Linked DNA regions of Homo sapiens: region 1 is linked to region 2. A link is an interaction called in ENCODE POLR2A ChIA-PET data of the cell type or tissue named here. Cell type or tissue: MCF 10A. All regions are shown on one strand. Links, peaks and the distances in the headings refer to the core of each region. The heading gives the core; the rest is flanking DNA.

What was found. Peaks named below come from ENCODE experiments on the same cell type or tissue, not always from the same donor. Only the 100,000 strongest peaks of a DNase experiment are listed, where the experiment ranks them.
Region 1: POLR2A ChIA-PET joins it to region 2 with 5 read pairs; 2 of 35 experiments call an interaction of 5 or more read pairs at or near these places.

The regions. Positions count from the first base shown.
Region 1 is chr12:69,023,164-69,026,085 of GRCh38, forward strand. It overlaps TODL (transcript overexpressed in dedifferentiated liposarcoma), which reads left to right. Exons shown (of 3, transcript XR_001749099.2): 3 at 1,697-2,168. Among named protein-coding and RNA genes, the nearest start is that of TODL, 17 kb to the left of the region's middle. RefSeq lists an enhancer at 995-2,194. In MCF 10A, for the core only: no CTCF peak of the experiment used is centred there; a DNase peak (open chromatin) is centred at 1,448.
Region 2 is chr12:68,970,089-68,973,010 of GRCh38, forward strand. No RefSeq gene overlaps it. Among named protein-coding and RNA genes, the nearest start is that of TODL, 36 kb to the right of the region's middle. In MCF 10A, for the core only: no CTCF peak of the experiment used is centred there; a DNase peak (open chromatin) is centred at 1,563.

The DNA.
Region 1 (2,922 bases), core at 128-2,627, 53 kb after region 2:
TAGCGTCTCGCTCTGTCACCCAGGCTGGAGTGCAGTGGCGAAATCATGGCTCACTACAACCTCGCACTCCTGGGCTCAAGCTATCCTCCTGCCTCAACCTCCCAAGCAGCTGGTACAAGCATGCATCACTGTGACTGGTTAACTTTATTATTTTTAGTAGAACAAGGTCTTACTATGTTGTCCAGGCTGGTCTTGAATTCCTGGGTTTAGGTGATCCTCCTGCCTCGGCCTCCAAAAGTGCTGGGATTACAGGCATGAGCCACCATGCCTGGCTCTGCTTGTGTATTATCATCTCATTTAATCTTTACAACCACCTTATAGGGTAGGTAGGTATTATTATTGTTGTTGTCTCTGTTTTACAGATGAGGAAACTGAGACTCAAAGAGCTTAAGTAATTTATTCTAAGTAAGTAGTGGAACCAGCTTCAAGCTGAGGCAGTCTGACTGAAGAGCCATCCGCTTATGCTATCACCCACATAGAGAACACCCACCTGCAGCAGAGAGAACGAGGCCAGCTCCCTAAAGGAGGCAGCCCCATGAGATGGAGGAAAGAAAGGGAATCCTACTAAGAGCTCCCCGTTTTCCTGTCATTTTGTTTTGTTTTGTTTTGTTTGACAGAGGCTAATGTGGCTTTCTGACACCAGAGACAGAAATATGCTCAGGAAAATAAAGGATGAAAAAGACATGGATGTTTCCTTCCAATAGCTCACAGGACAGTGGGGGAGACAGACAGACAAACAAGCAAACGGAAAGAAGACAGGAAGCACTAAGGGCTAAAGTAAAGCCACCTTTTAAATGCTGCGGGAGCACAAGGAAGGGGACTCAACACAGCATCAATTAGAGACATGTGTGTCTTCCACGTGTTGGGCACTGTGCTGGGTGCCCTGCGGTTGACTCTGTTAATATTTCAAGTAGAATGAAATAATTTGCGTCCTTTGCTTTTTGGGCCTTTATTGGTGCCTCTTCTGCAATGAATACAGGGTACCCTACAGTCTGCTAGGATTCAGTGTTGGTTCATCTGTGATGTGGCATTTCTTACTTATAGTTTAATTATGATTGTTCTATGCCAACAATGCTGCAGTGAGGTCTGCAAATGGGCTAGGGAAAGCATTTGTTAAAATATAAAAATGTAATTAAAAAAAGTCAGGGTTGTCTTTCCACTAGCCAAATTATATACTTGCTTACATTTTAGGTACTAACTTATTAAAGGGGGGTCCCAATTATGTCTCCCTTTCACAATGCAAGCATGCCTTTAGCCACAATTATTTGTTGTTGGAAAACTGCACACACAATTGCAGCCACAGTTGTCTAATTGTAGGCTGAAAATGAAGGGCAGGCAGTTAATTATTTCTCAGATGCCTGATGCTGCATGTCATTAGCTGGCTGTGGCACAGGTCATTGCACAAGGCGTTCTTCAGCTACGAAAGGTAAGAGCCTGGGTGACGCACTCCACTGGGTGTGGACTTGGAGAGTTAAACGCCCGCTCATCTCTGCCAGGGTGTGCTTTGCTCCGAAGAGAACTGACTTCCCTGTCAACCTTTCACTTAATACTAGCTTACCTATTCTCTCTGTCTTGCTTCTTTGTCTGTTCTGATTTCTTCAGGAATCATCTTGTCAGCTGAAGTGGATGTGCGCTTTTAAAAAAAACAAAAATCTTTATTCCAATTTAAATTGTTTTTTTCATTTCTGTCTTCCAGCTTTTCTCATATTAGAAAGATTGGAGAGAATTGTTTCTATGGAAGTGGTGAACATGGGACAGAAGTACTTCTCTCTTGATAAGACCAGCATGTGCAAACCAGGAAGAAAAAGTAAAATCTCCAATAATAGAGAGATAAATCAAACAGGAAAAAAAAAAGTCTGGGTCCGAAAAACACGTGCATTCCTGTAGCAGAGTTTATGCGAGTTTTTTTTTCTTTTTTTCTTTTTTGTGATGAGGTCACTATTACTCACATGGCTGTGTGGGATAGACAGAGAACATGCATAAATAACAAGAAAGCAAGCATTCTAATTTGCGCACCTTGTTTTTTTAAGAGTATAATCATTGGCTGGAATTAATAGGAGCAGCTCTGAATGAATAACTTACTCAGCATGTAAGTGAAATAACTGAGATTAGAATCCTGAATTGTTACCTTGGGCCTGGAGCATTTACCTCCTTCTCTACCTGCTTATCTCCATCTCCTCCAAGGTGTGTTAACCTCATGATAATCAATCACTTCCATGATCAACAATCTCGCTTCTTTTGAGATACTCTTAGGATTTCTGCTCTAAAAACTTAGACTACTGGGACTTGATTTTCTTTGCTTTTTTCTCAGAAATGTATCTCTTTCTTGTCCAGTTGCAGCAAAATCGAGTGTATGCGGAGTTAAACTCCTACAATTAAATGTGCCATTTCAGTTATGGTTTCTTATTCAGAGTTTTACTTTTTTGTGTCTAGATTTCATCTATTAGTTTTATAATCTTCATTGTACCCCCTTTGTGACATAAAAATTCTATTAAACCAGTTTTACAAACATTGGAAGGTTAGGAGCAATAAACATTGGTACAAAAGTCCCAATTGAAATTAAGGGTTTCTCATAAAACACTACCTTTTAAGGAAATATTGCCAAGTATAATATAATTGTCTTCACTGAATGTATCAATCAGAGTTCTTGATTGCAGACAACAGAGGCCACCCTAACTGTTGAGGCAGGAAGAGTTTTATTGAAGGAGTATTAGGTAGCTCACATCTAACACACATAAACTCACATACGAGTTGTTATGATAATTCAAACTCTCACATATACTGTCAAAAGAGTGAAAAGGCAACCCACAGAATGGGAAAAAATATTTGCAAATCACATATCAGATAAGAGAGTAATATACAAAATGTATAAAAAACTCCTAAAACTCAACAACAATGACAATAACAAAACAACCTGCTTTA
Region 2 (2,922 bases), core at 191-2,690:
ACACCAGTGTACAAAAACATCCACCTCCAGGATTCAAGCAATTCTCCTGCCTCAGTGTACACCTCAGGAGGCCAGACACTTCTAAGAGCAAGAAATAAGTTTGTCTTTTCCTCAGCTCAATCCCCAAGGCTCAGTACAGTGGCCAGCCCTTGGTGAGCACAAAATAAATATTTGTTGAGTAAATGACTAAATATGCAAATGAACAAAAAGTTAAGAATCATAATAGGGAATGAAATAGTTTATAAAATTTTAAATCTCAGCAGTTGTTAGCTATTATTTATCAAAATGTTCACTTAAATTTAAAATAACATTAAAAATGCTAGATTAAAAACTTAAATATTGGACTCTGTTCAAATGTCACTTTCTCAATGATGCCTTCTTTGACCATCCTACATAAAATTGCACCTGAGTCATTGCCTTGCCATTATGCTTCTTCTTTTCCTGGTGCTTGCAGAACAACTTGACTCTGTATTTCATATATTTCTTCTGTCTTCCCAACTTTATGGAAGCTGTATGAGAGCTAGGATCCCAATTTATTACCATTGCATCCTCAGGGCCTAGAACAGTGCCTAACACATGGTAGCAGCACATTTAACTTTAAATTTACCTTATTAAAGGCTAATGTTAATGGAGAGTAATCGCTGGGGTGAGGATAGAATAATTTAAGACTTCTTAAAAATAAGAAGTGTACCGGCTATTATGTAAAGTCTAGTGCTTTAAAATGTTTAAAAAACAATTATTATTATTATTGTTTAGAGACAGGGTCCTGCTGTATCACCCAGGCTGGAGTGCAGTGGTGCAGTCACGTCTCACTGCAGCTCGACCTCCTGGGCTCAAGCAATTCATTCACCTCAGCCTCCTGAGTAGCTAGGACTACAGGTGTGTGCCGCCATGCTAGACTAATTTTTACTTATTATATATTTTTATTTTTATTTTTTTTGTAGAGACAGAGTCTCACTATGCTGCCCAGAGTGATCTTGAGCTTCTCAAGTGGTCCTTTCTCCTGCCTTGGCCTCCCAAAGTGGCAGGATTACAGGCATAAGCCACCATGCCTGAATTCCAGTGCTTTTTAAACCAGTTTGACCACAGTCTTACAATAGGAATGCATTTTATGTAGCAATGTGGCACATCCACTTGAAGTAATACTTACCTTTTCTTTTGCAAGGTAATACTTACCTTGCAATGCTCTTTTCTTTTCCCTTCCATTCTAGTTCATTAAACAAAAAAAAAAGACTGGGAGCAGTGGCTCACACCTGTAATCCCAATACTTTGGGAGGCTGAGGTGGGCGGATCACAGGAGGCCAGGAGTTCGAAGACCAGCCAGGCCAATATGGTGAAACCCCATCTCTACTAAAAATAACAAAAATTAGCTGGGCGCGGTGGCGTGTCGCTGTAATACCAGCTATTCAGCAGGTTGAGGCAGGAGAATCACTTGAACCGGAGAAGTGGAGGTTGCAGTGAGTTGAGAGCACGCCATTGCACACCAGCCTGGGCAACAAGAGTGAAACTCCGTCTCAAAAAAAAAAAAAAAAAAAAGCCAGTCTGATCCACTAACTTCATGACTCACTAATGGTCATGATCATGATTCACACTTTCAAAAGCACTGATTTAAAGTGCTTTTACTTAATAAAATACCCAACTTATGAAAACAAAATAATGACTGCCTTCCCTATGACACCATAAGTATGTCCTGAAAGTTTTGCGATAGTTCTATTGATGGCTGAAAATAGATCAAGAATTAGTTTCAGCTCATTCAGCTTCTTTTATTTTTTAAGGTCTTTTGGACCACAATGTAATCCAATTAAAAAATATTTTGTTCATTCATAAAGGAATTTTATCCTGTGTAAATAAAATTTCTTAATGGCCCAACATATTAGTTACAATTACTTTTATGGCATTTAGGAAAAAGAGGAAATTAAAAAGTCCTTATATTTGAAGTATCAGCATAAATGAAAATGTCTTTGGCAAGAAATGATTATAATAAATTTGTAGGGCATTACATTTCTGTTTTTTTTTTGAGATGGAGTCTCGCTCTGTCACCCAGGCTGAAGTGCAGTGGCACAATCTCCGCTCACTGCAAGCTCCGCCTCCTGGGTGCACGCCATTCTCCTGCCTCAGCCTCCCGAGTAGCTGAGACTATAGGCGCCCGCCACCACGCCTGGCTAATTTTTTTTGTATTTTTAGTAGAGACTGGGTTTCACCATGTTAGCCAGGATGGTCTCAATCTCCTGACCTCGTGATCTGCCCATCTCAGCCTCCCAAAGTGCTGGGATTACAGGCGTGAGCCACCGCACCCAGCCTACATTTCTTAGCAATCTTAAAACCTTTCATTATTTTATGATAAGGTAGCACTTTAGACGGGAGAAGGTTTTAGACCCTGAGTTTTGATATGAGATTATATTATACTACATTGTCTAGGAATGAAAAAAAATCATATCATAGTAGTCATCATCTATTGTATCACAGTAGTATGATAGTAGTTTGAGGTCTGTCTCATCAAAGCATGGATGAAAATGTTCTTCATTTGACCAGAATGTCCATGTCCCTTAGAGCCAGCATTCTTATTCTCTGGACAGCCCTGGACTCACAGGTCAGACCTGCCTCAAAACAAACGATTCTGTCCCTCTGCCAGGAAAGCTACTGCCCAATCTCTCTACTTCCCACCATCATCATTTGAATATCCACTCAAAGGTCACTTTCTAGCAGACAGACCTCTGTTGCTTCCTCCCCGCAAGCCCAAGCTGAATCAACTCTCCTGTCATAGTAGTCATCATGGTAGTTAATGTTGATTATTACTGAAAAGGAAATGGTCCTTTTCAGGCAAAAGGCATGCACAACAATACACAAAGGAGGAAATACAAATGACCAAATAACATATGGAAAAGTGTTTAATCTCACTGTAAATAAAAATATATACAAATT